Regions from separate parts of the Mus musculus genome. Here regions 1 and 2 are each linked to region 3. The links are chromatin loops, found by intact Hi-C in ENCODE. Cell type or tissue: heart. All regions are shown on one strand. Links, peaks and the distances in the headings refer to the core of each region. The heading gives the core; the rest is flanking DNA.

Region 1 (11,086 bases), core at 3,314-5,813, 240 kb after region 3:
TTCCCTTCCACTTCCCTCCCTTCCAGAAGGTTCCATAGAAAGGGTTCCAGGATTTCTTCCAAGAATGAGGGACCCTCTGCTGCTCAGCAATGCTGGGTCCTCAGCTGCATCCCCTTAGACTTTGGCTGCAAATTCATCTCAAGGTTCACTGCAGTAAGGCATCTGGGCTCAACACCACCCAGAGAGGACCCAGGAAGCAAAGGTCAGATCTAGCCTGTGGACATACAGGTAATTGCTTGCCTTCGTCACCAGATGACATCTCCTTTTACTTGACTCCTTATGAAAGCAAACATCTCCAGCAACAAGTTGAATGGTGTGTGGAGTCAAAGAATCAAGTCAGCAAGAGAAAAAGTTATCAGGCATTTGCAAGACTATGGGTATTTGGCAAGTCATTATTTCTTCTAAGCCTTCTTTGCCACGAGTCTATATACTTGAGCAGATAATAGATCTGTCAGATGTTTAACAAGTAAAAGACCAGATAGATTACACCTTTCCTGGCCCCCAGGTTCCTCTCCCATAAAAGCCACAATTCTCCCTTGAATCTTCTCAACAACTTACTGAGGTCTTGAAGCTTCACAACTTTCCAAGATCTTACAGCTTCCATATAGATCATGGGTGGAACCCAGCTATCTCTGATTCCCAAGCAACCCTGGAAGTCTCAAGCTTCCAACATAAAACAATCATATACTCCAGTCTCTACCTCTAGTAACCTCAAGTTTTGGAGGATGGAGTTTTATGACTTCAATAATGAAGAGAGTCAGCTTAGGGAAGAATAGTTACGTGGAGTGGGTTTGGAAGAGGAGTTTTCACACAACACATCTGGTTTTGGTTTTGGTTGTTGTTGTTGTTGTTGTTTTTAATATGAGTATACTGTAGCTGTCTTTAGACACACCAGAAGAGGACATCAGATCCCATGACAGACATTTGTGAGCTACCATGTTGTTGCTGGGAATTGAACTCAGGACCTCTGGAAGAGCAGTCAGTGCTTGCTCTTAACAGCTGAACCATCTCTCCAGCCCAACACATCTGTTCTTGATGGCTAGAAAAACTTGTGCTAGTGTGAAGACTGATAGCATGTTTGAAATGCTTTCCTGGCATGCCCATGGCTATTTTCCTTCTTTCCTAGTTTCTCTTTACCACATGGCTTGCTGGAAATGTATGTCATCTTATTGTTTTGAAAGTTAGCTGCCTGCAGGTATTTCATAAACCAGGTAGATGATGCATAAGAAATTCACAGACGAGAGACCATCCAGCAGACAGGAAATCGTGGACAGGGCTCAGCTTCACTCCTTGTCAGTCTACTACCACAAAAGCCTTCTAGTTCTGGAAATGTGACCTTCTCACACTTTATTTATATTTGGATATAGGATATGGAGAAGCCCTGATAATAAGCAGCTAGAATTTGGAGAAAGAGTCAGTTGAGATTCTGGGCCACCCAGTGGTGCTCCCAGCTTCAACACAGGGTACATGGTGCTCTATCAGAAGTACTTCAGCATCCTGCCCTGTCTCCAGCTCTTCTTGAATTAGGCTTTCAATCTTGTTAAGCCTAGACTCTCAGCTCCACCCCAAAAGCTCTCAGCTGGCTGAGTGGGAATGCTAAGAGACAAAAAGAAGACATCAGAAATAACTCCAAAGTGCCACGGCTGCATTCCACCTGCCCTTTCAGATCAGTGGATTAGAGCAGAGGCAAATCTTGGGGGAACAGAGAGGGACTCCCAGGCAGAGAAACCTGTATTTTTTCAATTGGCTGTTGGTATTTCTAGAGAGAGATGATTCTTCCTACCCATGAGTTGGCTAATCATGGTCTTTTGAAGAACAGGTCACAAGTCCCAACCCGGATGCACTAGGCATATAGAAGATATCACTTAATACCTAGTAGTATATCCAGCCAACTTATAGAACTGTCCCTAACATATGGTGGTTGAGATGTCTAATGCCAGTGTCATTAAATGTTCTTTCTATCCTTCTTTCTTCATTTGCATTATTCCACGCTTACCATATAGTCTACCTCTTGGTTTCAGTAGGTCCATCTACTTTCAGGGAAAGATCAAGTGTGTGCTTGTGAAAGAGTCCCTGCAACCTTGGTTCACACGCTAGTGAGTTAGCTTCTGAGAGCCCTTCAATCTTATGTGCATAGTCTACCCCTGAGTCCCTCTGCTAAGTACGCCTACTCACAAAGCTGTTTTAAGTCTAAAGTCCATTATGAAGAGTTCAGCAGGGGAGATGCATCAAACCAGGAGACTCTGGCAGCTGAACTGCTTCAGATCTTTGAATCAAACATGACTCACTACAAGTGCTTTTTTTTTTTGACATTTCAACTCTGTTTCTCTCACAATTCTTCCTGGAGCTACTACCACAGAAGACAGGACAACTGCTGGTGGGCTTGCTGGCACCAGCTTTCTGACTAACCTTCTCAGCCCAGTCCCTGGAAGACACTTCGTCAGGTATAGCCTAAGAAATGGCCCTCTGTTGGGCCATTCTAACCAAAACCTGTGGATAAGTACCCACTGCCTAGTCAAACGCAGACCTACAAGGCCCACTGGCCAGGTTTCCAGCCCATCTCAGACCAGAAATGCAGATGGTCACCTTGGAGAACTAACAGGTCATGAGTTTCCATATGTCAGCACAGTCCATTACATGAACTGGATCCAAGAAATAAGAAGGTAAAATATAAAGTGCATGGATTTAATAACAATAAACAGGTTGGCAGGGATACAAAATCAGGATTATTTGCACTGCTGGTAAGAATTTAAAATGTTATAACTTGGCTTGGGGATGTTGCTCAGTGGTAGAGCATTTGCCTGCTGTGTGCTTGGGTTCAACTCTGGCATTTAAAAAGTAATTTGCAGCATCCCTGGCGGGGGGTGACGGTTTGACAATACATTAATCTGAAATGTCTTTAGAGTTAAACTGCATTTTATCATCAATCCAATTTTTGCAGGATTTTCTCCTAAGGAAATAAGCCATACTCAAAGATCAAACCTCAAAAATGTTTATTGTAATTTTTTTATATTAGTGAAAAGCTACATGTAAACTAAATATTTAAAAGATAAGATTGGTAAATAAACAGTATGGTTCATATAACAAAAAACGATTCCTGATACATTGTTGGACAAGAATGTTGGCTGCAAAACTATGCCTAGAAAATTCTGAAGGAGATGCTGCAAAAGGCCAGACATTGTTAGCATGGTCTTGTGTCTGAGTGGGTGAATGTATGGGTACCTTTCCCTTTTCACCTGCTCCTCAGTTTTTTTTTGGGGGGGGGGTGTTTTTGTCTTTTTTTAAAAAAGTTTCTCCTGGCAAATACAGAAGTGGATGCTCACAGCCATCCATTGGACAGAGCACAGGGTCCCCAACGAAAGAGCTAGAGAAAGTACCCAAAGAGCTAAAGGGGTTTGCAGCCCCATAGGAGGAACAACAATATGAACTAACCAGTACCTCCAGAGCTTCTTGGAACTAAACCACCAATCAAAGAAAACACATGGTGGGTCTCATGGCTCTAGCTGCATATGTAGCAGAGGATGGCCTAGTCAGCCATCAATGGGAGGAGAGGCCCTTGGTCCTGTGAAGGCTCTATGCCCCAGTATAGGGGAATGCTAGGGCCAAGAAGCAGGAGTGGGTAGGTTGGGGAGCAGGCGGAGGGGGAGGAGATAGAGAATTTTCTGAGGGGAACTAGGGAAGGGGATAACATTTGAAATGTAAATAAAGAAAATATCTAATAAAAAATGCTTCTCATTTGTGCACACTAAGTGTACATTATGTAAATAATAACAAATAGAATAGTTTGTTTTTCCAAGGGTAGCCTGTGTGATATTTGCCCAGATGTGAATTCAAATCCCAGTTAGGCCACCGATCCTTTAGACACTACATATGCCCAAGCCTGGATTGAGAAATTCCTTTTCTTACAAGGTGGTTGGGGCACTTACAGGGTGAAGCATAACCGCAGCGTGGCCCAGAGCACACCCTGAATAATGCTTTCTCTTTCCTTCCTACATGTTCAAAATCACTTCGGCGTGAGAGTCTACACGTGTGACGGCTGAATGCGACCCTATTCGTGTAGAATGTAGATCTGAAAAATCTGTAGAGGAGCTGGGGGTGTGGCTCAGTGGTAGAGCACTTCCAAGCATACACAGTGCCCCTAGTTTCAATATCCAACAGTGAAAACAACTATCAGAGACTTGTGTTAAACACCCCTATCTTAGTAACTTTAGATCAGATCTAAAGAGACAGACAGACATCCCCCACTACAAGTCAAGGTAAAAAAGGCCAGTTGTGTTACCCAACCCCACCGGTAGGTGGAGCCGGTCTCTACCCTTGTGCCCACGCAGCCTGTCGCACCACCCCATTAGATAATGGGTATCACAGGGTTGATGGAACACACCCCCCATTAAAACTTACCGCAACCACCCAGGGCTCTCCTCTCTCTCCCCACATACCTCAAACCACTTCCTGCCCGCAGCTTCCACACCTCTGTCACACTCCGCCCCACCTTACAGACTCAGTCTTTGGAATTAGACCTCCTCATCCATAAATCTGATTCTCTATCAGAAACCCAGCTAGAAGTTGCTGTGCCTTTTCCCAGCTTCTAACTCATTTACCAAATTTTCTGACTGCCTAGTAAATATTTCGTGAAGTGTTAGAAACCAGAGAGGAAACACACGGAGGCCCGGCTTTGGCAGCCTCTCAGCCTGGAGGAAGCAGGTCATCACGTGATTCTGCTGTATTATTATAACCAATGCACTGTACGACCAATACAGGCTTGCAAGAGGCCAGCAGCTGTTCTCAACACTTCATAGACATGAATCTCCATTTGGTCTTCATAACCTGTCTCAAGAGCTTGAGTAAAATAATCTCTGTTTAACAAGTGAAGGAAGTGGAGCACAGAAAAGGTAATTTGTCTAAGCACAAGCTGTAAATAACCAAAACTATATTTGGAATGAAATTTTGTGCTCTTCAAAATAACCTAAAAGCCCAATGTGGTGGTGCACACCCGCAATTCCAGCACTTGGAGGTAAGGCTGGAAGCCTAAGGCTAGCCTTAGGCATATGGTGAATTCAAAGCCAGCCTAGGCTACATGCGACTGGGACACAAAAAGCATGGAAAAAGCATGGAGCTGGAGAGGCAGGTGGCTCCGTGGTTGAGGGCCTGTGCTGCTCTTGCAGAGGAGTAGAGTTCAGTTCCCAGAATCTTTATGTCTTCACACCATCCCTAACTCCAGGTCCAGGGCATCTGGTGGCAACTTGAGACCTCCACGAGTGTCAGGCACACACAAAGTGCACTTACATATATGCAGGAAAAGTGTCATACGCATAAAATAAAAACGAACCTTTTTTAAAAGTGAGATTTCAAGACGGTCGGGGAGTAAAGGTGCTTGTCACCCAGCCGCATGACCTGAGTTTGTCCCCAGGACCCACAAGTAGAAGGAGAAAACCAAGACCTGTAATTTGTCTTCTGGCCTCCACACATGCTTTGAGGAACGTACATACATGCATACAAACATACATACGTACATGCATGTAATAAATTTAAAACATAATGAAACAAAGCCTGATTATTCCAAAGAATGTGTCGTATCTAGTAATGCTTACTATATTATAAATTATAATTTAGAAAGATTATATATTAATTAAATTATACATGACTAATCTATTACATGTCAATCTAAATGATAGTTATACATTTAAAAACTACATAAAAATTCTTAAGAAAGATTGCATCGTCTCACGTGTTTACAGATATCTTCAACATCTGACTATTTTTTCTTTTTCTTTCTTATAGTAATACAGATTGAACTCAGAGCCTTGCACATTTTGAGCAAGTGCTCTACCACTGAAGTCTATATATCCCCTGCCCAGGATCCGACTAACCAGCAAGCAAAACAGATTCTGGTATCTCATGTTAATTCTGTCCATAGGGATTTGTTATTTGGTTGAACTGTGTGAAAAAGTTTGGCCTCACACAGAACCGGAATAGGAAAGGGAGGGGTGTGAGTGGACTACTCCTACGTGCAAATATTCCCCTTGGATAGTCCACCAAAATGTGACAAGTGCTGGTTTCTTAAAAGCTTGCTGCAGAGTGGAATCTGAAACTGATAGCTGTGGTTTGCATGTTTGTGTCCCTTCCAAAGTTCGTGTTGAAACTTAGCCTCCGGATGCTTCAGCATTAAGCAGCTAAGCCTTTAGAGGGCATTGGCAATCTTATAAAAAAGCTGGAGAAAAGCATCCAACCCCGTTTTGGTCTTTTATGGTAATTTTCCATCACTATAGTGAAAATTTGCTATAAATCATTAGGCAGTAACAAAATGATTATTTGGACACAAAATCTTGCAAGTTTTAGTTTACGATCTAAGAGTTCCATTATCTTTAGGTCTGTGGAGAGGCCACATTATCATGGTGGGACGAGACATGTACCCCAGCTGAGAAAAGAGGGGGAGAAGAGGGCTTGTGATCTTATATCCTTGTCAAGTGTGTCCAGTGACGGTAAGACCCCTGCTAAGTCCCACCTCTTGAGGGTACCATTGCCTTCCAATAGTGCATAGGCTGGGGACCAAACCTTTCACATAGGAGCCTTCAGAAGACTCTCCTCTCCCTCCCTCCCTCCCTCCCTTCCTCCCTCCCTCCCTCCCTCCTTCTCTCCCGCCTCCCTCCCCCGCTGCCCCCCCCCCCGCCAACTACCCAAGGATCAATAAGCACAGTGTTGTAGCTAGCTCCAAGCCACTCCAAGCCATTTCCAAGCCAAGGGAAAATGGCACTCAGATAAAGTCATGTAGTTCAGCTCCCACCTCAAACACTCTGCTCAGCTTTTGTCATCAGACTGCCACTGTCCTTCAAAGGACACTTTCCAGGTCATAGCTATTTTGTCACAGAGATTGTTGCACAGTTCAGGAGTTGAAAGGCAGTGATAGCATATGAAGTGTTCCGTCTAGAGACATTTTTCTACCAGTACATTTTTTTAAGGATTTTTTTAAAATAATACATAAAATTTCTGTGTGCATGTGGGTTTGTGCTCACGTGACTACAGGTGCCCACAGAGTCCAGTAGAGGGTACCAGATCACCTTGAATTGTAGTTACAGATGGTTGGGATGGCCCTACATGGGTGCTGGGAGCCAAGCTGGGGCTCTCGGTAGAGCAGAACACACCCTTAAACTATCTCTCCAGGACAGGATCACAACTTTGATTCAAAATAAAACAGTGGTTTTATCTTTGATTGCTTTTGACTGCCCCTTCTTCTCCCCCATTCTACCCCTTTCTCCCCATCCCCTGCTTCCCTACCCACTGCCAAAAAGAAAAAGTGCAAATAGCACCTTAGGAGTTGTAAACTTGCTAGTTCAGTAATGGACTCACGGGTATACCCTGGGTTCTTCTGGAGACCCCCAGCACTTCATTACACTACATTACACTATGACCCAGTGTGAATCCAGAATGCTTGAATGAGCTGCTAACTCTGAGTGGTCCTTTTCCAATATCCTTAGAGTCCTTGAACTCCAAGTCCCAGCTTTGATGGTTCACTAACATCCTCAGATCCACAAAGTAGACCCAGCACAGACTGGGTAAGCCTCAGTTCACCTCCCCTAGACACGGGTTGGGAAGGGCATGAGACTTGGCACCCAGAGCCCATGCTGTGTGCCCTGCTCTCATCACCTCTGTTTGCCAGTTAGGAAACTGAGGCTATGAGGAGGAGGGACTCCACATAGAGCTGTCCAGCACGAAAGCATGCCGCATGTCATCTTCCTGTCTGTTCCCACACTCCCTTCCTGCCTGGCTGACTTTCTTCCCCGCAGTGCTCCAGTTGCTAAGCGTCTAGCATGCCTCACCACCAAAATTTCCTGACATGAGAAAATTCCCAGCACTGGCTGGCCACTTGAGTCTTTCAGTGTCTGAGTTACTTATAGTCACAGATCACTAAGACACTGGAAACTGTGCCACGTCAGAGTCCCTGGCACACAGAACTGATAAAGTTGACAAGGTTTGTGTCTGCTATTGTGCATAGTTTTGGTGACTAGGACACAAAGGCTTTCCTCTGGGACACATTTCCAGCTGAGCTGTTGAGTTGGTCATCTCTGTCTCGGCTGCACAGAGAGGAGGTTGACATCCTCTGGGCCCCGGGTCCTCCCTGGATGAGCTGAAGTCACATGGCAATGCAGCAGGATACGAAGCACATCCTAAGACGCAGCTCCAGGAAAGTTCAGCCCAAAATAAACCTGAAGTCTAAGTAAATAAAGCATTGGGAATATTTTGGGAGAGCAATTCCACAAAGCACAAAAAAAAAAAAAAAAAAAAAAAAGGCAGGGAAATGGGAACACAATTGTCCACAGCCTTTGTTGTACAGTTCTGTCTTCTGATACAGCTTGCTAAGATCCTGTTGAGTATCTCACATTTGTAAAGGCAGGAGTGAGCCAGGGTCAGAAAAATTACATTGTTTCTTCTGAGAGACTGGTGTCATTTAAGCACTGGTTTGAGACAGGGCGGGGAGCTTGATGAGGACTGGGGGCTCTGGTGATTAAAGCAGGATGGAAGGAGAATATAATCTGTGCCAAGGGACCTGGAGGGATCGGCTAAGGAGCACTCTGTTGAGTCACACAGGCTCTTGTCTCCCGGGGGGCGAGAGGGGAGGCACTCGGAGTCTTCATGATCTCACAGGATGAAAGGAGAAAGAACGCTGTTACAGAAAGGGGCAATGTGCATGGCTGTGCATGTGGCTGAAGGGCAGGGCGTGTGCTTACCATGTGCAGGGCATGTGCTTAGCATGTGCAGGGCATGTGCTTAGCGTGTGTAGGACTCTGGGTTCAATTGTCAAAATAAACAAAACAAAGTTGGAGTGAGATAACACTCATATATTAAGCGCCATCTCAATAAGCACTTAATAGCAAATCAAACAGAGCCATCATTGTGATTCATGCAATCCTGCACTTTTCAATCATGCAGCCAAAATCTAATTAATGTTTATTATCCCCCAACTAAGTACTGAGACTATTACAGTTCTAAGAAACTATCTGTGCTCTTAAGACGCTTGCAAGCTAGTGGGAGGCAATGATAAACTAAAGCTATTAAACAGGCAATTGAGGAAAAAGGTACTGAGAAAGGCTGCCTTATAACTTTGACCTTTATAGGGCCCGCGAGATGGTTCAGTGGGCAGAGTCACTGACAACCGGAGTGTGGTCTCTGGAATATACATGGTGGAAGGAGAGAACTGACACCTCAAGTTGTCCTTTAACCGCCACATGAATGCCACAGCTCACTGCACACATGCCTCCACAATCAATCAACCAACCACCCAATCAATCAATCGATAATGTATTAAGATGCTAAAAGAACAAAAGTAAAATCCCAGAGAGGAGGTGGCTGGGATTTTGGCAGACGGAGGTACATGTTGACTATAAACCCAGTGACTTTTTTCTGTCTACGTTTTTGCTTCACTTCGATCCTTCAGAATTTCTGGCCATGGTGGCTCATATCTTTAATCATATCTTTGGGAGGCAGAGGTGTCTCTGTGAGTTCCAGGCCAGTCTTGTCTAGTCTACCCAGGGCTACATAGTGACACTCTAAACGCTTCAGAATAGGTAAAACATGGAGGACCTTGATTTAAACATGAGAAGCAAAAACTTGTTGGAATTGACTTAGACACGCAGGTTGAAGCAACGGTGGAAGTCTGGATGGCACTGTTTTTAGGTTTGGAGACAGATAGACCTGGGTTTGAATCCTGCTGTTGCCATTTGTACAAATTACTTACATCTCAGGATCAGCTGGGCCCATGAAAACTCAGCAATATGGCTACCCAAACAAATCTTGACTAATGATCAGACCAATTGACGTGCAAAGCTCAAACCAGGAAGCCTCACAAGGCCTCGACCCTAGATGAAGCACTATAGGCCATCAGTAGCTACTGGGGGAATCAGCTCTCTCCAGAAACCAGCTCACTGGCAGGTTATGCAGTCCCAAGTGGTCAGCCCTATGTATGTGTAGCTACCAGCAACACTACATGGACTCAGTAGGTTGCATATTGTGTACACATGTATGTGTGTGTATGGGACAACAACTAAAGAATCCGTCAGGAACTTGAGGGTGAGTTAGGGCAGGGGAGTTGGAAGGGGGACAGAGAGGGGTGGAAATTATGTAAATACAGTACTCATACATGAAATTCACAAATAAAATAACACACTCGAGAGCATGTGCGCACACACACACACACACACACACACATGCAATATGGCCTTGGGGGTGAGGGGGGGGGGGGTGTGAGAGAGAGAGAGAATAAAGCTACCAGAGCACCAGACACAGAACATTCTCTTCTTTCGCTGAGATCAAACAGGGCATCTCTCATCTTCAGTTCCCTCAGTATGTACGTCTCTGCACCACCAAGCCTTGGTTGGAGCTGCTGCCATCTCTCAACTGCATTATGGGAAGACATTGGATGCTTGTCTCTGCTCCACAACCTGCCCTGCTCCAGTCCTGTCCTTTGGTAACAACTAATATTGCTATGAAACTCATGGGGGCAGGGGAGGAACTCATGCCTTTCTCCTGTTCCAGTTCCTTGCTTGGCTCTCCTGTCTTCATAGTCATCTGATGGGCTTCAGGGCCTTCAGTATCCAGCCCTCAGATGCCTGTCCTGCCCTTGCTCCTTGTCAGACTCCATGTTTGTCTCTGGAACTCGGAAGGTCATTCTTCTACCTTGGATACCACATCCCTGCTAACCATACTCTTCTCCTACAGGCTAAAGCCTCTTTCTCCAGATTCATCCCAGAAGTGTTAGGCTCCTAAGCTGCTCCTAGAAGCAAGCTATGATTCCCTTCCCCTCTTCACCTCAAGCAAATGTGGAGTTGGCTACACCCATCTATGCTCTCATAACCCCATCCTTGCATTTCCCCCATGAAGTATATGCTATTACCGTCCACCTCCATGTATCCATCACAAGATAGAGACCTTTAGGAGTATGTGGGAAGCCACATGTGCTGTTGTAGAGTGGCACTGACTACTGCTGGCCACCACGCATAAGTTTGGACAAACAAACAATGTGTACATATGCAGTAAAGTTTTTTGCAAAGACACTGCCTGGCCCGGGCATGATAATGAGGCTTTGAGAGTATAA
Region 2 (11,086 bases), core at 4,145-6,644, 110 kb before region 3:
GAGGCTATGGAGTGCTCACAAAAAGGGATCTATCATGACTGCCCTCCGAAGGATCCAACAAGCAGCTGAAAGAGTCAGATGCAGATATTTGCACCCAACCAATGGATAGAAGCAACTGGCCCCTGTTGTTGAATTAGGGAAGGCTGAAAGAAGCTGAGGAGAAGGGTGATTCTGTAACAGGACCAACAGTCTTAATTAATCTGGACCCCTGAGATCTTTCAAACACTGGACCATCAAATAGACAGCATACACCAGCTGATATGAGGCCCCAACACACATACAGTAGAGGACTTCCAGGTCTGTGTTCATTCAGAGATGATACACCTAACCCTCAAGAAACTGGAGGCCCCAGGGAGTTCAGAGGTCAGGTGGGGTGGGGGTTGGGGGCATCCACGTAGAGACAGGAAGGGTGGGGAGGAGGGGTGGAATGTGAAGCATATGGAGGGTAGATGGGGAGCAAAGAATGGAATATGGAGTGTAAAAAAATGAAAAATAAAATAAATTTAGAAAAAAAGAAATATGACTCAAATTTTATGCACCATAACTTATCTATCCTTTCCAAATGGCTCACAGAGCTCTTGTACAGTTTGTCCATCTGTTTCTGAAATGGTAACCCTGGATTAGAATGATGCCCTCCCGTGTGTGTGTGTGTGTGTGTGTGTGTGTATGTGTGTGTGTGTGTTTTTTCAAACTCTAAGCAGTTTCTTTATCTACTCTCTAAGTGGGTTAAGCCCCTTGGGAGAGCATACTAATGCACAGCACTAAGGCGGGTGATATGGGAGAATACAGGAACTGACACTGTCAAAGTAAGGCTTGCCTTTCAGCCCAGCGGTATAGTAAAGGAACAAAGGCAGATGCAGAAGAGCAGTGTTTCCTGTAGTGAAGATGCAGATATGGCAGACATGGGAAGTGGGAGATGTGGTGGCAAACAAAGCAAGAGTTCTTCTTTGCATCAAGGAGCCCCTGGCTGGCTCATGCCATTTTATTAACAAGATTACAAACCAATGCTCAAGCTTTACCTGCTAAAGCCGCAGAGAGCCCATCCTTGTAGTACCCATTGCTTTCGTCATCCCATAGCAGCCAAGAATTGGGTGGCTTTCTCCTTTTCTTTCCCATCATTCAAGATGTACGTACCATATGCCAAGACGACAGTACCATCTCATCTCATTCTTTCTCTCTTTTGTTTCCACACGGTGATGTTGAGACTCAAATAGGTGAAGTGATGTGCCCGAGGCCACTCATTCCACGATTGGTAATTACAACTGACATTGAGGATTGATTCCCCACTCAAACCCATTGTCCTTCTCACCCAGTCCATGCTGCCTGTTTGCACGTCTAACCTTACTGTATTTGGGTGGACTTTCACAGGACGTATTGGAAGGAAGAAGAGATTAGGATGTGGCTTAAAGGAGAATGGACCGAGGCGATGGTCAGATCCCAGAAAAACTAAATAAAGCAACAAGCCACAGTGAAATTATACTCCAGAGAGAATGGATGAGGGGTTTACACTTCTAAGGCTACTCACATTTCTATATCTACATCTTACGAAATTATACATCAACTATAATATAATTGAAATAACAAGTAATATCTATTGTATGGGTATGGAGACGAAAGTGGGAAAGCAAATTGTTTAGTGAGTATGATGAGTGGTCTGCAGAAGGAACAATGAGGAAAGCCCTTTTCTTATTAGAGAATGCTGCCTTTGTGCTTTGGATGTAGTAGTAAGGGTTTTTGTTTGTTTGTTTGTTTGGTTGGTTGGTTGGTTGGTTGTTGATTTGTTGGTTGGTTTTGTTTTGTTTTATTTTGTTTTTGTTGTTGTTGTTTGTTTTGGGGGGTAAGAACCCTTCAGAAGAGCTGGGAGAGATGTGCAGGGTTCCTTCGGGCCAATTGATTTCAAATGCTCCTTTTGATTCTATACCTCCAGAGCTTCCAATTTTCAACTTGTTTTATAGGCACCGTATGATTACATACATCTCCTCAACCCCTGCTTTTATATGAGAACATCTGGAATTTCCAACTGGAATTCCTTCTCTGCAAGTCAGTGAATGTTGATAGGACAGGAAATTAAGCTCCTTCCCTCTCGCCTGTGTGCTTGCCAGCTGTCCCCTGTATTTTTCTTTACAGCGCAGAGAGAATGCAAACACAGGCTTTTTCTGGCCTCATCAGAGATAAACCACACTACTACCTGTTGGTTGTGTCTGGATTGTGGTCTAAAGAATTTTCTATACTTCCACCTTCCACACATATTACGCCTTGGCTCCAGAAAAGTGAGCTATATTTCTATTCTGGGGCACTGTTAGATTTCATCTCAGTTCATTACCACCCGTGCTCCCCTCCCCCCACTTTATCTGTGACCCTCTAATTTCAAATCCTTTTGTCTAAGGCTTTCTTATTTTTCCAAAACCCAGATCAAAGGTCACTTCCTCAAAATCATTTTTACTGATCTCTGCCCCTCTAGCTCACTCTCCTTTATGACCTTCAATGGTCCCTGACTTACAGTTCAAAGCAATAGATTTTAGTTTTACAATGGTGTGAGAATGATGTATTTAGTATAATCTGCACTTTGACATTTGAATATTTATCTTCTCCTTAGCTAGATATATGTGGTATGAGATGTTTTTGTGATGCTGGGCAGCTGCAATGAACCTTGGCTTCAGTAGGTCACACCATCATTAAGATGAGCTACCAGCACTTTCTATTATATAATACAGCTAATCTTTGGTGTTCAGTAACTTGCATACAGTCTTATTTATATTATCTACTTGTGTGGGTTTATTGAGATGTAATCCATTTTAAGCAGAAGAGCATCTATAGGAAAACAAATATTTGTACATTTGTTGAGCCACACTGGCTCTGTCACTTGGCTACTTAGGAAAAATTCCTTATTGTCTCTGTATCTCATTGTCATTTGTGAAACCAGCGCCATTGTCATCTTGGCTTCCAAAGATTTCTTGCAGGGATTAAATGAGCTCTATGCATGACTTTCTTGGGAATGGGCTCAGCAACTTTAATTTAGTTAGTGCTATGAAGACCACAATTATAAACTTTTGGCTTGTAGAAGATCCAATCTGAAGATGGTGATTGCTTCATATAGTGTACGTTGAAAACTACTTATTGTGAACACACACACACACACACACACACACACACATGATCTCCAGCTTCTCATGTTCTCATGGATAATCAAATCATCTAGTGCCAAATGCTACCTAGCCAAGATTGATGGATGCTAACTAAAAGGTTGTTCCATATAAAGGGGGTAATGCTGCATCATCAGTACTTGGGTTCTCAGTGGCTTTATATGCATCCAAATATTTCATCATTGTTCCATACTTTGGAATTAATAATTGTTGTGTTCCACCCTTGATAAGACTGCTTTAAACAGGTATCTAATCTGACATATGCATCGAAGTATTATCAAGTTTTCCCTTTCAGATATAATATTAAGTATCAAACTAAGAGGTCATTCATATTAAATGATTGATGGATATAATGTTGGATCTAACAGAGCTCATTAAAGGAGGAAAGAAAACTTACAGCAGGGATAGTGTGCCCTTCTAATGAAGCATTGCAGTCAAAACAGAATTCACAATGGAGCTGTAGGATGTGATGCTGTGTTACCTGAAGTTTGTTGCTAAGGATGGCCCTGCCCTTGCCTCATGAAGTAAGATACTATTCAAATATGTATACTTTGTAGGGCTAGTACAATAACCTCATTATACTTAAATACTATATTAAATCTGAAGAAGTGTCTTATTTTTATCTTGGAGAACACAATTTGAGAATTTCTGCTTTGCATATGGTCTTAAATCTCTTCACCAGACTGTGAGTCCTTGAAGCTTGCAGATTAAGTATGTGTCCTATGGTGGTTTGCATGATACATAATTAAATATCATAGACTCTGGCATTTGAATACTTGGTCTTTGATTGATGGCATTGTTTTGGAAGACTTAGGGGGTGTGGCCTTGGTGGAGGAAGTATGTTACCAGAAGTGGGTTTTGAGATTTCAAAACTTTAAACTGTTCTCGGTTTATTCTCTGCTTCCTGATCACAGTTCAAGATGTTGGCCCCAGTATCCTGCTCCAGCCTGCTCCTTGGTGCTGTGATAAGAACTCTTATTCCCCAAGAATCATAAGTTCAGACAAACCCTTCTTTCTATGAGTTTCCTTGGTCATAGTGCTTTCTCACAACAATAGAAAAAGTCACTCTATAGCTTAGTAAATGTCCCTGAAGTTGTCTGATTGTGTATAGTTGGTTGAACTTTATTGAGAGAATTAAAAATCATCTATTTCCGGGGCATTTAAATAAAAGATTAAAAAATAAGGTTCCTTTCCATAAACATTGAAACAAAAAGTTTAAGAAAAGCATTTAAGTGGGCTGTTCCTTGTTCTTACTAAAAGAAAATTCCATTGTGTTATTTTCTCCTAAGAGCTAGAATTGATGTCTTCTTTATTCCTTGGTGATATGTCTAGGTGCTTCGATTCTAAATGAGTTCTCTCATCTTTTGAATGGGCATTTTCACTTATCTATCCTGTCTTATCTTAGACTTCACTTCCAATTCTATCACACCCAAGACTGGGTTTTGGTAGCTTTCCATGGGTCCCATAGGCTCCATTCACTGCCTCATAACTTTAAAACTGGCTAAATTGACTTCCATGAGAAAACAACTACACACCCATTTAACATTAGATTCCTTGAACCAACTATGTGCTCAGAAAATATTTCTTGCTGAGGAATTGGGGGAATCAAAGGGGCTCAGAGGATGAAGTACTTGTTGTACACTTCTGATGACCTGAGTTTGATTCCTGGAACCTACATAAAAGTGGAAAGAGAAAACCAAACTATCTATGTAAAATTGTCTTCTAACCTCCACATATAAATTGTGGCATGAACACACACACTCACACACACACATCATATAACATACAATAATAATGATGATAATAACAAATAAAAATTAAAATAATTATATAAAGATGAATGGGTGTTTTCCCAAGACAGCTAAAAGCATACATAGAGGGCCACAAAAAACCAAACTCGTCCTTATTATTGTCAGTGATGTGGGATATGAAATAACTTGCAGAGAAATCTGCTTTGGCCATCACTGTTGCCTGTTGATCCCATCTGCCTACTCAGCCCCGCCCCTTCTCCCATTACACTCCCATGGAACCTTCCTGAATCTGACCTCATGCAGGCAGGGCTGGGGGGTGGGTGCCTTTTAGCCTCACTAACCTAATTGTTCCTCATTTCCTGCCTATAAATGGTGCAAGGTGTGGAGCTGCACCTCCCAGTGTCCCAATCTCAATCATTTGTCTGCATTAATCGACACTAATGGCTTTTACAAATGTAAGTCTTTAAGCTTTAGTAAGTTACATGTGTTTGAGGAAACCATTGAAAGGAGGCAAACTCACTGATCCTGGAACTTCCAAGGAAACGTTCTCAGACGTCTTGAAGGCAGGGGCAGGGCCCAGCATTCCAAAGCCGGGTGCCTTTGCTCCCAGATCTCCTGAGAGAGTAAGTTGTTATTATTAATAAAGTGTGACTTTTCCCAAATGAAAGAACAAAGCCCTGTATGTTCCCAACTGGGTAGAAAAGACAAGCACAATGAAATTTCAATTACATCAGGTTTTCAATACCAGAAACTGTACATTTAACTTACTTGTGTTTTTATATTCTTTTTATATCTGTTTTTACATTATTTTAAGTATTAGATAAAAGCGTAAATATATTTCTGCCCTCTAGCTCCCAGCTATAATACTAGCAGCATCTCCCATCTTGTCAGTAATTTTTATAATTGTAGTCATTCTTATATACCATATGTTCTGTTTTTCATGTTGTAGTATCAATACATTTTTACTCAATATTCTACTTTAGATAACTTTCAACATGATTAAAATTCTGGTGAACTAGTGTCTCTTATTTTAGTACATTTAGTTTTATATTCTTAACTGTTCCTGTACTAAAATGTTTAAATACAAGATATATAACATATGTTATTAAAGTACATAAATATATTTATAAAATATGCATGTAATATATCGTAAGTTTATATATTTATGTACATATTATATACATATAAATATATAAAATAAATTTATATATTATATACAAATTATATTTCTACATATATTAAGATGTATAAAGTCTATTTTAAATATAAGATATAATTAAAAAATAATTTAAAAGTAACAAAAGGACAAAAATATTCACAACTCATATGGAAGACTGGGAATTGATCACTCACCTTGGCATATAGTAGTGGGAAAATTTCAAGGGTCCTCACTAAAAGGTTGTGTCAGAATAGAAATCTAACAACATATTACTACTTTGAAGTGTCATTGCAAAAATGATTACTCAGCGCAACTGAGAGCATACCCAGCTGTACTTTCCTCTACATAGATTCCCCACATGTGCAGAAGCAGAAGCTCATGTGTAGGTACTTCACTTCCAAGTGACTTCTAGAAGAAAGAGTGGCATACAGCCAAGGAAGTGCACAGAGGAACTCAACAAAAGGAGCTCATCCCATTGAAGAAAAGCAACCCTTCATCTTACCAGAACTCCCACGGCCAAAATCCACACTTCCATCTCCAACATCTCTAACGATTTCCTCATACCTAGCCAATACATGGGTGCATTCTTGGTGGACCTCATCCTAGAGGGATAGGAGAGCTTGTTGCCTTTAATGCATAAACCTTGGTGACTCTTGCCTTGTGACTATTGTGACCATGCATGGAAGTATCAAGGATCACTTTGGTGAATCCCCTAGGTTTCTGGTATATTGTGCCTTGTTTCCACTCTATAGCAACAAGCCTGGTGCCTCTACATATCCAGAGTCCGTTATCCTCATCAGGATAAACTGAGGTCTTTGTCTGTTGGTGAATGATAAAGGGTGCTTGTGACAAAATGGAAACACAGTTTGAAGCTTAGTGGAAATCTTCCAGTGTCTCTTGATAGAAGTATGCTCCAAATTGGAAGTTAGGATGTTGACGATAAGAGTCCAGAACATGGTTTTCTCAACCTGGGGACCGTGACCTTTTTAGCAACCCTCTATCTCCAAAAATACTATGTAACAATCATAACAGTAGCAAAATTACAGTTATGAAGTAGCAACGAAAATAATTCTATGGTGTGTGGGGGGAATCACCACAGCGTGAGGAACTGTATTAAAGGGTCGCAGCAGTAGGAAGGTTGAGGACCACTGGTCTAGAAATGAACACTCAGAAACACCATCCAACCAACACGACCTGGGACCACTTTGTAGGCAGCTACCTTAATCAGAGATCCCCAGAATGGGACCAGAGACAAAATTAATTTAGGAAGTGACTCTAGGGAGGAAGGACAAGTGACAGGAGGAAATGTCTACATGAGGACACTTGGTGAAACTGGCCACTGCCTCAATGAACGGGTATTTAATAAAGGCATTTTGAAACTGTCACCCTAGACTCAGAGCTTACAGTATTTGCACCAGAATGTAGTTAAGTTTTTCCATTACATAAAGCTAAGTCACTTAGCGTTGCCAAAACTCTCTTTCTTTAAAGGCCCCCATCCTCTACATACACTGCAGGCTAATTTCATTTTATTGTCCAGGTCAAAGACATTTCCCTGTATCAGATGTCATTTTTTATTTTTCTTGCCCTGAACTTCTAAGTTGCTCTGCCTTGAAGCTCCAGTATTAGATTTCTTGTCAGTGCCAGGACTTTGACAGTCCTCTCTGTTTAGTGTTAACTTCCAATGGCTCACGTGGCGTCCCAGTTTCCAAAGACCTTTGCTCACTCCTCCTCTCATTCCTCCCTCCCACCCCATGCTCTGTGGATGGGTGTTGTGTTCCACTGGCCCCTTGGCCCATTAGTAGACAGAACACACTGTGATGATAAAAATCTTTGCCAAAAATTCCTGGCTATGATCACACGGAGCACTGAAGAAAAAAAAAAGCATTGTTTTTGGTTTTTTCAAATAAATTCTGACAAGCAGTAACCCTGAATATGAACTTCTTCTGAGAGCAGCTTTGTTGGTTGAAGACAGCACAGGATCAAGTCAGAAGATACAGGTTCAACGTGTGCCATTTCTCTCTGTAAAAACTTCAGTGAAGATGGGAGTCACAGGGCACAGGTGAAAGGGAGAAGGAGAAGGAGAGGGAGAGGGAGAGAAATGAGGAGGAGGGGGAGGCTGTCTCTTTAAGGCCAGTGGCCCTATCTGATTAGGTGTCAAGTCCAATGACCCATTTTGACTTAATTGTTTTCTGAAGACTCTGTCTCTACTACAGTCACATCCAAGCTTAAGTCTTCACCCTACATGTTTCAGAGGATAAAATTCATTCTGCAATGACTTCTGAGCTTCTTCAGGCTCAACCATTTCCAAGATGCTCTCTGAGCTACCCTTTAAAACAGTGGGTCTCAACCTTCCTAATTTTGCAACCCTTTAATGCAGTTCCTCATGTTGTGACCCCCAACCATAACATTTTTCATTGCTACTTCATAACTATAATTTTGCTACTGTTATGAATTGTAATGCAAATATTTTTGTTTTCCAATGGTCTAAGGTGAGCTCTGTGAAAGGGTTGTTCAACCCCAAGAAGGTCATGACCCACAGGTTGAGAACCACTGCTTTATTATTCAATATTTTCTTTATTTACATTTCCAATGCTATCCCAAAAGTTCCCTATACCGCCCGCCCCCTGCCCTGCTCCCCTACCCATCCACTCCCACTTCTTGGTCCTGGTATTCCCCTGTACTGGGGCATATAAAGTTTGCAAGACCAAGGGGCCTCTCTTCCCAGGCCAACTAGGGAATCCTCTGCTACATATGCAGAGAACCACTGCTTTAAAGGAGACCCACCTTCCCACACTAACACCACCTCCACTCACAAAGCCTTGCCCAGGGAAGGCTTGCAACCTTTGCTTTCCTCAGATTTCCCTGCCCTTCTCACTGCCAGGACAGTGTAAAACTCCATCTCCATTATGTCCCCTCAGTCCGAGCATACAGAATCTGCTTCTGGTCCTGTCATGGTCCAACCTCCTGTTCTGCCTATCTGCTTCCTGTTTCTAGTTCTAAACTTTCCTCTGACCCTACCCTCTTCCATAAACATCTACGATGAACATTCTAGTAATGTAACTCATATACTATCTTAAAATGAACTTATTTTAAATTAGTTAAGTATTTTTATTAATTATTTTATGAATTAATTTTAAATGAACTTTTTCTTAGCTTATTTCCTCACTTCCTTTAGAACTCTCTATCTTCACCTTCCCCTCTCATTCTTTCTCTCTTCCCTCTCCTCTTCCTCTTTCCCTCCTTCCCTATCCCTCATCTCTCATTTCCTCTCCTCTCAGCACAGACACTCTGTATTAGCAGCTATCTGGCTTTATAATTTGAGCACAGCAATCTTGGCATGAGCCTTTCCAATTTCCTGTTGTACTAACAATGAGGCTCAGAGGGGACCATGGGGAAAAGTCTCCTGAGTGCATGAGGTGTGAAAAGAACCCTCTTACTGATGGGATGCAAGAAACAGAGTCTCTCCACGTCTTTTAAGAGTGTCCAGGTTGGACATGTAGACCCAGTTCCCAGCCAGACAGATGACACACTTACAGAAGACAGCCCAGGTCCTATGAAGACCTTTTAACTCAAAGTCAAGGACTTTCATGAGAATTGAAGTCTGGGCACTAAGAGGCTGTCTCCTATCCAAAAAGTCTCTCTTGACTTTAGCACCCTCAAATCTAAAACAGAATAGGTGGACTTTACATCTTTAGGAACTTTAGGCCATTGACTTCATGACCACAACTTTTCCTGTAGAACATGTGTGTAGTGAGTATAGATGCTGGTTTCTATGTACCAAAACACATACCTATGCAAACACATAAGTATACAAGCATATACATCATCTCAGCTCCTTTGGGTTGCTGCAATGAAGTACCTTCTACAGGGTAATTTATAAGCAGTGGGAATGTATTGCTCATGGCTCTCAAATCTGTGAAATCGAAGGTGAAGATGCTGATAGGTTCAGGATCTAGTTCTTGCTCTCTGCTTCAAAGATTGTTCCTTCTTGCTGCCCCCACATAATGGCGGAGCCAGCAAGGGCATTTTATAAAGGCTCTCAGAACTCAGTCATGGGAAAAAAAATGAGTTCTTAAAATGCATTTGATCACCTCCCAAAGAACAAACTTCTTCATTCCATCAACATTGAGTATTATGTACCAACACACTGATTCAGAGCAACATCAGCATTCAAACTGTAACATATATGCTTGATCCAATGCTCTGGAGATTTGTTACGAAACTGATTTTTTTATATGTTACCATGATCTCTAAGGGAAAAGAAGCTTCGTGAACCACTTTCCACATACACACCGCCAATAATCAAGGAAGATCTGGCAAAGCTTATCACAGTGAAAGCAAGGCTGAGTCTTTGGATAGCTCTTTCTTTCCTTTCATTTCATTAGAAAACAGAAATGGATTTATCTCTGTGTGATGTCTGTCTGTCTGTGTGTATGTATGTAGTGTTAGTATAGTTCATATGTTAAAAATTGAACAGAACATATATTTGAATCCTGATTTATAAATATGTCAAAGCTGGTATTTAATACAATATTAATAATTCATGGAATTTTAAATGTAAAATTAAATTAGTACTAGCCCACAGCCCACTCTGGCTCCTCGGCTTCCATTATATAAGTGGGTAGTAATTATTTTTCTTCCTTTTGATTAAAAATGCTCCTACATTTGGGGATATAAAATTTGAGTTTCTAAGGTCCCAGGGAGGTCATGATCTGATTCAAAATATATATAGCTGAGTTTTAAACAAATCAGACCTGTTGATTTCTGAGAGATAAACAGTAAACATATAAGAATCACAGTGTTGTAAGGCTCTGTGAAAAAGAGCAATGAGGTGTTATGGTAACAGAAATGAGTGGAGGAAGGGGGATCTTGTGAGGTAGGAACTGTATCAGTCTGGCTAGGGAGAGATGTGACCACCTCTCCTTCTTCTGCTGTCTCAAGGGTGATAGACTTTCTTTACATGGATCCAGATCACCAGTAGGCACAAATGATAGAACATAAGCTGGTATGGAAAGTAATTCCTTCTCATTTCT
Region 3 (11,086 bases), core at 4,341-6,840:
GGTTTCTGGTACCACAAATATCACAGTACCAAGATAATGCACAGGCTGTCTTGGATCTAAATGGCCATGAAGTTCCTCAAGTGGGGTTTTCAGGAAAGAAACTCTTAACCAGCAATTTTTAAGCTTCATGCAACATTTGGATAGAGAAAGCTCATCTACAAAACACTATCTTACTCATAATGAAATAATAGGGAACATGGGTCACGGATTGGGCAATGCTGAAATTTAAATGATGACTCATCAGAATTCCAACCCTAAGGACAATAAATATTCATTGAGTGCAGGCCAACTCTTCCCTCACATGAGGCCTTGGAGTTCTCTCAGCTCTTTGCTCAACCTTGACTCTAAGCCCCTTGTCCAGCTTTCTAAAAGGCTCTTCGGTTTCCAAAGGAAATGGTTCCTGGAGTGGATGAGAAGATTTCTCCAAAGTCATCACATCCTCAGGAAAGAATGCTGAGAACTAACAAGGGAGACTACGTGAGACTCAAAAGTCCCACTTGTCAGTTCTCAGCAAAGGAAGCAACCAACAACAATCCGACAGAACGGGAAAAAGATCTTGGCCAACTACACATCAGACAGGATTATTAATATCTCGGCTATATAAAGAGCTGCAAAAATTGAACTCCAAAAATCTAAATAATCTTATAACAAATGAACTGAGTAGATAGTTCTCAAAAGAACTATAATAATAAACGAATTCTTTGAAATGTGTTCATCATCCTTGGACACCAAAGCAATGCAATTAAAAGTGTGTTATGCTTCCACTCTTCCCTGTCAAATGGCTATCACAAGGAAAAAAGATAACAAACACTGGTGAGGATGTAGAGAAAGAGGAATGAGCATTTATTGCACTTGGAGATAGACAGCTGTGTGGCCACTGTAGAAATCAGAGGGGCAATTCATCAAAAAACGAAAAGCAGAACTATCATGTGACTCAGCCTTATGACTCTTGGGTATATACTTGAAGGACTCTACAGGTACATACCACAGATGTAATACACATCTTTTCTTGTTGTACTGTTCCCAGAGCCAACTGAAATATCAGTCAACAGAGTAATGTGTAAAGAAAGTGTGATACATATATACGATGGAGTTTTATGCAGCCAAAAAGAAAACAAAAGTCATGACATTTGCAGGAAAATGATTAGAACTAGAAGTCACAGTGTTAAGTGAAATAAACAAGGCTCAGAAAGACAAATGCTTCATCTTTTCTCTGATTAGGTAGAACCTAGACTTAAAGTTGTGTGTGTGTGTGTGTGTGTGTGTGTGTGTGTCTTTACATTTGTATTACTTATAGACATATGTATATATGTATGTATTTATATGTATATATTTATATATATGTATATTTATATATGTGTGTTGTTTTAGGTCATGATTCCAGATAGGGGATAATGAGAGAGAAGGAAGAGATCTTAAGAGAGTCAGGAAGTAGAGTAAAGGCATTGATGTAATAAGAAAGCAGAATGGAGAAATAACTGGAGAAGCAAATGGAAGAAGAAACATGGCCAGGACAGCAGGAAGGGAGAACGAATGTGAACGTGGTATAATAAATGACATCTAAGATTCACAGTTTTATGCAGATGGTTCTTTTGGTGTTTTGGTGTTTTTTTTCTGTTTTGTTTTTTGGTTTTTTGTTTTGTTTTGTTTTGTTTTGGCAGGCTCATTCATATGTGTGCATTCTGCCAGGAAACTGACTGACTGCAGGTCTCAGATGGCCTCACTTGCATATCCAGCATTTGGCACCAGCTGTCAGCTAAAAACAAGTTAATTTCTCTCAATGAGAGGGAAATTGTGTCTCCAACAGATATTTGGCAAGTGTGTAGATAATTTCTATTGTCACCGCTATGTGGAAGAGGACAGAGCATACCATAATACACAAATCAGCCTCCCACAAGAGTAAGATACCTAACCTAAAATGTCAATAGTGCTGAGAAGCCCAGAGACAAGTACATTTACATAAAATGTCTTCTTTAGTGTTTACAATAACCATAACAGAAGAGTGACACCCCCATTATCTACAAATAAGAGAGTACCGCTGTGAGGAGGTAAGTCGTCAACAAGAGCTCACAGTAGCAAAAAGGGAAGCTGGGCCTAAATGTGCACATATGTGGGTTCTTAACGAACACAACAGAGCTATACATCCCCCTTGGAATGTTGACCTGCATAGAAGATCCAGTTTTCTAAATAGTAAGATACAGCCAGGCAACAGTCCAAGCTTCCCATCTAAGTTAAGGTATGGTGGCACACACCTAATATTCCAACACTGGGAGACTAGAGAATTTCAGTGGGTATCAGGCTATACAATGAGCTCAAGGCAAGCCTGAGGAGATGTGGGAAGGCATGATGCTTACCTGTTCTCCCTCAAGACAGTGCTGCCAGTATCTGGGGGGAGCCCCTCCTTACCTCCCAAGTCATCTGTTCTCCAGAATCAACGGCTCCAGATTTGGAATCTCACTCACGGGAAGCTATTCCAAGTCATCTCATGAATCTATTGTCCAAATCCTCGTTAAAGCAGCACATGAAATGTTGTTCCAGGAAACAAGTGTGATGATTCAGACGTACATGTACATCAGTGAGAATGGGACTGGCCAGTGCCCCATCAGCTCACTGCACTCCCAATAAGCTAGCTCGGGACCACAATTCGCTAGTTGGCAGACACAGAACACCATTGCCTCACACTGTCATTAAATCTCAGCACTTTGTTTCACACAGGCATCGAAAAGCCTTCTCTCTCTACTCTGACCTCCCCTTGGCTGCTTGGACTCAACTCACACACTTAACGTCATTTATTTTATTTTGAGATTACACAATTCTAAGTGCTTAGGGAGTGCGTTTCTGGGTATTCCACATGCTCACTGTTGATTGTAGAATACAAATAGTAAATCTCTTGGTAGAGGGGTCACTCAGGTAGGTGATAGAAACAAATGAAAAGTAATCAGGTGGGATCCAAACCTGTGAGGCAAGATCTCTGGTGATCTGGGAATTTAGAAGACAGCTTTTCTTAGTTTGACCTAACCACTGTCATGCAAAAATGAAGGCCAGAGTTTATAGGTCTTCCGGCAAAAGAAAGAAAGAAAGAAAGAAAGAAAGAAAGAAAGAAAGAAAGGAAGGAAGGAAGGAAGGAAGGAAGGAAGGAAGGAAGGAAGGAAGGAAGGAAGGTTGAAAGTCTGTATTTTTACTGGATATACTCCATCTTTCATTGTTGGCCCCTAATTCACAAAATTTTAACATACACTATTGGCCATAAAAATAATAACAATAAATAAAAGAATCTGTAGACTGGGTTCAGTTCACGACAGGCTTCAAGTTTGCAAACTTCTCCTGTGGGGATTAAGGACTTGCTCAGCACTGGTTTTAATCAGACAAAAATGTAAAATGACTTGCATTATCTTAGATTTAAAACCATAGCATTTATTTTCACTACTCCCCTGTTAATCACAGGCTTGATACTTTTAAAGCCAAAAGAATCTTCAGGGTTACGCTGTTTAGTTTTTTTTTTTGTTTGTTTGTTTTGTTTTGTTTCACAAAGGAGGAACGTGTGATTCAGAAACAAGAAGTCATTTGAATTTTAGATAAATTTCTGGAAAAACAATTCTAAAGACTCAGATTTCTGGAAGTGGAAGGACCAAGTCTTGGTTTCACAACATGAACACTAGTGTTGTTTTACAACAGTTCTTGGTTAGGGGGTGAGCTTTTGTTAGGTGACCAAACACTTAACAAGAAACCACTTAGAGAGGAAAGATTTATTTGGGCTTACAGTTTGAAGAATTCTGATCCATCAAGGCAGGGAAGGTATGGAGGTGATCCTATCTGATCCTTGGTGGCAGCAGCAGGAGACAGCTGGGTTTCTTACATTCCAGTGGGAAAGGATGAAGGGAGGCAGTGCTGGCATTCAGCAGGCTTTCTTGTTCTCCCTTTGTGTACAGCCTAAGATGCTAGCATCAGCTTGTGGGGTGCTGCTGCCCACATGAAGAGGGGCCTGGGAGCAGTGTTTGACTGCTTAGCTAATCCTCTCTGGAAAGGTTCTGGCAGACATATCTAAAGGTAGATCTCACTAGTGAGCTGTCAAGTTGACAGAATTATCCACCACGTGTGGCTGTTGGACACACTGTGGGATGATCAGCCACATCTCTGGTTTCTGCCCACTGGATGCCTGTACTCAGTCCTGCAGGCATGAGTGATCCTAAAGAAGAAAATCACCACTGCCCAAGGAAACTAGTGGTGACCACTGGTTTCATACAGTCCCTGCATGTGATAGATAGGGAAACTAGACTCAGAAAATTAAAGAACACCCCCCACACACACAAGATCATTGAAGAACAGAGTTATTGGCATGTGTAAGGCCAAGACTCAAGTCTCTTAATTCTTAGCAGTGTTCTCTTTACCAAGCCTGGAAGTCTTTCTTATTTTTATTAACTTAATTTATATTAATTATTACTATGTGGATATATGGTGCATGTGTGTGTTTGCACATGTGTGCATGTGCGTGTGTGTATGCGTGTGTATGTGTGTGTGTGAGAGAGAGAGAGAGAGAGAGAGAGAGAGAGAGAGAGAGAGAGAGAGAGAGAACAGGTATGAACTTGCCATGGTGAGCACATAGAACAAATTGTAGGAGTCACTTCTCAACTTTTCCCATGTGAATTCTAGGAATCAAACCCAGACATCAGACTTGTATAGCAAATACTTTTACCCATTGAGACATATGCCCGGTCCTCAAGCTTGCAGATCTTAACCATGAGTCATTCAATAACAGATTAGTATGAAACTGCATGCTTTTGATGAGAGACTAGGCCATTGACAAGGGAGCCAGAGCTTGAGATCAGCAGATTAGGTAATCAAATTTCAGCTCATCTATTTACTAACTTTGTACCACTCCCCAAATGAACATTCTAAGTCTTCGTTTATCACTTGAAAAATAGATTATAAAAAGTATATAGTACTTACCACATAGTAGTAAATTGCTATTGTTACTATTATTCTTATTATAATTAACTGGTCCTGGGATCAGTAAACTATATTTCACATATCCCCCTGTCCTGCTTACTTTTTAAAACCTGTGAACAGAAAATGTTTTTTAAATTTTTAAATGTTAAAAGTAACACTACTGTTTGTGACACCTGTGTACAATTCATAGTCCAGTGTCTATAAATAAAGTTTTATTAAAACACAGTCATGTCAGCATATAGAATCTACAGCTGTTTCCTACTATAACAGAATTGAATGCTTTGCAACAGATGTTAGATGGTGTGTAGAGGTTGATACACTATCAGATCCTTGTGGGGGAAGACTGCCAATCCCATTGTTCAACCTTTAGTCTCTATGAAGAAAAAATAATTACAATCTGCACAGTGCCCTCTGGTGTGCGGGAGGTACTATAGCAAGTGAACTCTTCACATTTCTGATGCCACTTGAAGTACCTGTAACCATTGTATTTAAGATATTTCCCAGGGTCTGTGTTCACCAAGGCTTTTCAAAAAAAAACATAGGCTCCTAAGTCATCCAAGGGACATTAAAAACATTTACTTTTTATAGACATCCTTTCTTAAATCTCATTGTAAAATCGGTTCTTAGAGGTGTTCTTTCAAAATCTGGAATATTTATCAAAAAGAAAGGAAACGGCTTGCTCAGTGTTAAGCCAACTGCATATTTTAAGAGTTCCATGATTTGGACAGTACAATAAAGAGGGATATCCTGGAAAGGGGAAGACAGATGCGAACTAGCTGCCAAGATTAAAATTTAAGGGATGTTGTCTGGCATTCTTTTTAATACCTTGGGCATCTTGGCTATGGTTTAATCTTACTGTAGACAGAAAGTTTAGTTGTCCTCATACCTGTTTTAGAACCTTAACTCTTACAATAGCTAAATAAAATTGATTTTCAAATCAGTGAAATCTATATACTGATTGTCTAATACATGCCAGGTACCGTTCTGGGCATCAAGAAAGACAAGGAGAAACGTTAGTTCTGCTATCAAATATTTCTTGGCATCTCTAGTTCATCAGTGAAGCTGTTGAGTAAACTTCTTTCAGTACAGAAGTCAGGCATTAGATTAAACATTCTATCCAATTGAAGAAAGTTTTACTGAGGACCTTTGTCCAGCGATCTCTTCTCATGGAATCCATGTTACCCATATACACTAGTAGATAACTCAGAACTGAGTAGGGCTCTGCTATTATGATCATTTCGTTCTACATACATCTACTCGATCATTTCATTCCTAAGTTCACCTACTTTCTGCCCTTTGAAGTAGCTCATCAGTAATTACAAAGAGATAAATACTATGCAGATGTTTTGAGGAAAACCCATCAAGTCTTTCTGAATGAGAAAGAACAGACTGTACAAAGAAGCAACAATAGGGCACGTCAAAACTGATGAACTCATTGGTGATGAGATAGTCTGCGGATGTGTTCAGCCACATCTCTGGTTCCTGCCCACTGGATGCCTGTATTCAGTCTTGCAAGCATGAGTGATCCTAAAGAACAAAATCACCACTGCCCGTGGAAACTAGTAGTAGCCACTGGTTTCATACAGTCCCTGCATGTGATAGATGAAGAAAACTAGGCTCAAAAACTTGAGCATAAAGCCAGAATAAAACAGAATAGTAGCTACAAAGGAAGGCTGAGCCCAGTAGAACCATTTCTTCCCCCATGGAGCACCAATCCAAAACCCAGTCCAGAAGAGATGGAAAATTGTCAATAAAATATCAAGCCAGGTCGGTAATCTGGGGGCCAAGAATGAGGTGGGAACTTCCCTTACTGTTGCTAGTGGCAAACATAGACTGAAGAGATTCATTTAGAAGAAGGTTGCGGGAAGGGGGCTCATGGCTCCCCAGGGGGAATGGATGGTGAGTACTCAGAATGAACCATACCAACAGTCAGGAATTTACTCTCAATTTGTAGGACTTACTATATTCAGGTCCTTCTCAATTATCATGCATTTATGACAGAGGAACTTTGTGTGGCTTGTCAGTCCTAAGAGATTGTGAGCTTGTAAGCTTAGGTCTCATGTAGCTGGGAGCCCAGGCAGCAAAGAGACAGCAGAGTCAGTCATGTGAGAGAAAACATAGCCCACATGACAGCAGAGGCACAATCCCACCCTCCCCTTCCTTGTCCCCTAGGTTGCCATCTGCACATATGGCATCGAGAGTCCCATTACCTCTCCTGAGTAATTTGGAACAGAAGTAGGACTCACTCACATTGTTTAATTCTGTTTTGATTAAACCTACTTGAGTCCCAAACTGTCAGTCCCACTGCAGGAGGTACAGGACAGAGTTAGACCCAACTTCCTCAGGAAGGATCCCTTGACATTCAGACCCTTGAGGATGCAAAATCGTGCACTCCTCTGCATAATGCAATAACTGTCTCTTCTTCACATCCTATCATACATATCTTAGATGCCACAGACCTTCTGTAAAGGCCTGCTCCAGTGTGGCTAGTGTAAAGTACACCTGGCCATTGCTAATGGACCCTCCTGCCCGCTTCGCTTGATACTCTGGTTTCACTAGATTTCCTGGCCTGCTGTGCCAAAGCTTACACACACACACACACACACACACACACACACACACACACACGCCACTCCCTCTCCTGACAGCCTCCAACCCTCTCTTAGCTGCAGTGTGCTTAGGGGAAATTCAATCCATATGTTTCCTCTTGTTTCCTCAGAATGCATCCAGCCATTGTTTAAAGAAGGAGACAACAGCCAAGAAGAGCCATGCGAGGCCTCCCTTGGCCTTCCAGTCCTTCATTAGAGAACAGGGAAAAGAGGACTCTGCCAAGAGCAAACCTGAAACATTCTTTTGAATTCAGTTCAATGCCTGCACATCACGTTCACACACAAACATGTCCCCAGGACTGTGCATGGAAGGTGTTCACTGTTCAAGGACTCTCGTGGAAGAGGAGGTGATAAGAGCTCCCAGCACCACAGCCTAGCTTAGCGATATTCACAGGGAAGCAGTTCATATCCAGGCTGTTCTCCTCTGTTACCTATGTTTCATGTAGCTACCTATGACCACTCTGACAGAAGAAATGCTCCCAAATACCAACATACCCTAATGGAGAATGAATGATTTCATCTCTGTCTCCATCATAGGAGAAATATCTTAAGCTCAGAGAGTACAAGGGACCAGCCCAAAGTCAAAGGGATAACCAGAATTTCATTTGGAAACCAGGACTTCTGATGTCACATCCACAGTGTTGACCTATGTGCCTTGCATCCAGACCTTACAGAGGTGCTAAGCACCTATTGTAGACTTTCTGGCTTGTTTTAAGCCCATCCTTTGAAGAGTCTTCTTTATCTACTCTCCTAGAAACATCTTGGTAGTTGAAGACCGGAGATCCCATGTTTAACTTCATGATTGGCCCTAATCTACAAATCCATCTATAAACTGAGGATACACACATTCACATATATGGATAACCCGAGATTGCAACAGACTTGAAGGATCTCACACACACGGGCCAACTTTCGGAAAGTTCCATTTCCTACCTATGAGATGAAACCTACAAAGGCAGTGTGTGGAAACCAAAAAGACAAAAGCGTTAACTCCACAGGCTCAGCATCATTGAATAATTCAAAGGAAAAACATCCTCTTGTCTCAGCCAAGGAACCTAGTTCCCTTCGGCTTCCATATACTTTGCCTTGGGTACAAGCAAAGCTAGCACAGGTATCCAGGCCTTGTGGAGACAGTAGACATTGGTCTCTTATCGTGCTAGTGTGTGTGTACAGTTGCTGTCAATTATGCAAACCCAGAACTGTTTTGTTCTCTTGTTCCCGGAGAAAGAAGAATGGGTGGTGGGTTTTCCTCTTTCATCTGTCCATATTTTTGTTTTATTTTTTACTTCTCGTCATAATATTTAGATAGTATTTGGAGACGGGAAGGCAATCATAATAAAGTGGTAATCAAACAAAGAGTTCTAAGGCACGGTCACCAAAACCTCCACCTCAGAAGTGCTTCACGCAGGCAGTAGGCAGCAGAGAGCATGGGAATGTGTGCTTATACAAAGAGGGGAGTGAGCTGTGCCAGTCGGCACCTTTTCCAAAGCTCTCCATATGTAAAGTATGGTAAAATAAAGCATCCCAAGAAACAATCAGATATCCTGGTGGCTTCCCAGGGCTGGACCATGCTAAGAACACAAGTCGAATGAAAGCAAGAACACACCCCTCACAGTCAAGATCAAAAATTAAGGGGCCACTAAAAACTCAGATCCCTGCTGAATAGTGTGGCATAAGCCTCTAATTCCAGTATCCAAGAGGCTGAGCCAGGAGGATCACAGCTTCAGGTACCTGGTGATACAATTTCTTCAATAATTATAAAGAAAAATCTCACTTAAGGAAGATAAGTATAATGACCATGTAATATTTTAAAATGAAAAATTAATTTTAAAGATCCCACAGGACACAAGATGTTGACAATAACAAGCATACTGCTGTGATTTCGTATATGTAACTGGACTTCTGGGACCAGAAAAGGCACTTTCTTGTAGTTCACCATCAAACTATCTCTTCTATCCTCTCCACCCATTCTTAGGCAGTGATCCCTGAGACTTGTGAGGAAATCAGCTTGATTTGTTCATATTGTATACCTAAAGTATACAGTGTTGTCTTAGCGTTTCATTGTTGTGAAGACACACCATGACCAAGGGAACTTATTTTTTATTTTACTTATTCACTTTACATTCTACTCATTGGCCCCCTTCTGGCTACCCTCTCCCAAAACCCTTCCCCCAGTTCCCCTTCCCCTCTTCTCTGAGCAGGTAGGAGCCCCTCAGGGTATTGCCTCTCCCTGGCACATCAAGTCTCTTCCAGGCTAGATGCAGCCTCCTCTCCCTCTGAGGCCAGACAAGGTGTCCCAGCTAGAAGAATATATCCTAATGATTTGACCACACTCCAGTGGAAAGCCACAAACTGAAGAATATTTGGGCATCTCAAATTGGCCTTGATCTTTATAGATCTTGGGGAGGGAGTGTGGAGATGATAAAAGCATGCTGCATGAAATTCTCAATGAACTAATAGAAAATAGCAAGACTGACATATTAATTGTCAGTTAAATATGCACTAATGTTGCCTAACACTTTAGAATAGCCAATATTCTGTGAAAGTTAATGTAATAATGATGTCTTAGCTATAAAAGCAAGGTCAGCACTGAATCCAAAAAAAGTTGATGGAATGGATAGGAAAGTAAATAGGAAGTAAAAACTATATGGAACAAGAATGGGAAAATAACTGTACATATTTAAAATATGTTCTTTAAAGAATACGACTGTTTTAGTTAGGGTTTCTATTCCTGCACAAACATCATGACCAAGAAGCAAGTTGGGGAGGAAAGGGTTTATTCGGCTTACACTTCCATACTGCTGTTCATCACCAAGGAAGTCAGGACTTGAACTTAAGCAGGTCAGGAAGCAGGAGCTGATGCAGAGGCCATGGAGGGATGTTCTTTACTGGCTTGCTCCTGGCTTGCTCAGCCTGCTCTCTTATAGAACCAAGACTACCAGCCCAGAGATGGTCCCACCCACAAGGGGCCTTTCCCCCTTGATCTCTAATTGAGAAAATGCCTTACAGTTGGATCTCATGGAGGCATTTCCTCAACTGAAGCTCCTTTCTCTGTGATAACTCCAGCTGTGTCAAGTTGACACAAAACAAGCCAGTACAACAACTGATTATCTTTTGAAATAAAATTCCTGATTTTGAAATTTGGGAATAAGAGTGAGAGTCACAAACTATTCATTTCCTTTAACTTGATTCCTTGAGAATTAGATTTCTGGCCTAATCAGTATAATAATCCACGTATGAGGTCATACCCAAATATGCCACTTACTATGCCAAAGATTATACTTCCTGGAATGTGTTATAAGTGCATCCAAAATGTGGAAAAGAGTCAATTGTAATGGAGAAAAATCTTAAATAAGTCTCAAAGGAACACTATCCAGTAATTTAAAAGAATGATTATGATGCCCAAGCAATTAAAATGATTAATGGACTATTTAAGGTGAAAAATAGGATAGAGTCTGTGTACCACACACAGGAATAGATGGGCAGCACCAATTAGAGTCGGTGGCTGCATTGAATACATTAATAAATAA

Evidence for each region. Peaks named below come from ENCODE experiments on the same cell type or tissue, not always from the same donor. Only the 100,000 strongest peaks of a DNase experiment are listed, where the experiment ranks them.
Region 1: it touches region 3 in a loop (2.8-fold over the local background); 4 of 42 quality-filtered maps call a loop at or near these places.
Region 2: a loop joins it to region 3, with 2.4 times the contacts of the local background. A loop is called at or near these places in 4 of 42 quality-filtered maps.

Annotation. Positions count from the first base shown.
Region 1 is chr4:105,310,278-105,321,363 of GRCm38, reverse strand. It overlaps Gm40217 (a long non-coding RNA gene), which reads left to right and starts at 2,217. Exons shown (of 4, transcript XR_867967.1): 1 at 2,217-2,663; 2 at 5,779-5,888; 3 at 6,367-6,479; 4 at 10,328-10,986. In heart, for the core only: a CTCF peak has its summit at 4,285 (motif pointing right); DNase peaks (open chromatin) are centred at 4,333 and 4,653.
Region 2 is chr4:105,652,942-105,664,027 of GRCm38, reverse strand. No RefSeq gene overlaps it. Among named protein-coding and RNA genes, the nearest start is that of Gm29922, 190 kb to the left of the region's middle. In heart, for the core only: no CTCF peak of the experiment used is centred there; a DNase peak (open chromatin) is centred at 5,167.
Region 3 is chr4:105,546,763-105,557,848 of GRCm38, reverse strand. No RefSeq gene overlaps it. Among named protein-coding and RNA genes, the nearest start is that of Gm40217, 230 kb to the right of the region's middle. In heart, for the core only: a CTCF peak has its summit at 5,372 (motif pointing left); no DNase peak of the experiment used is centred there.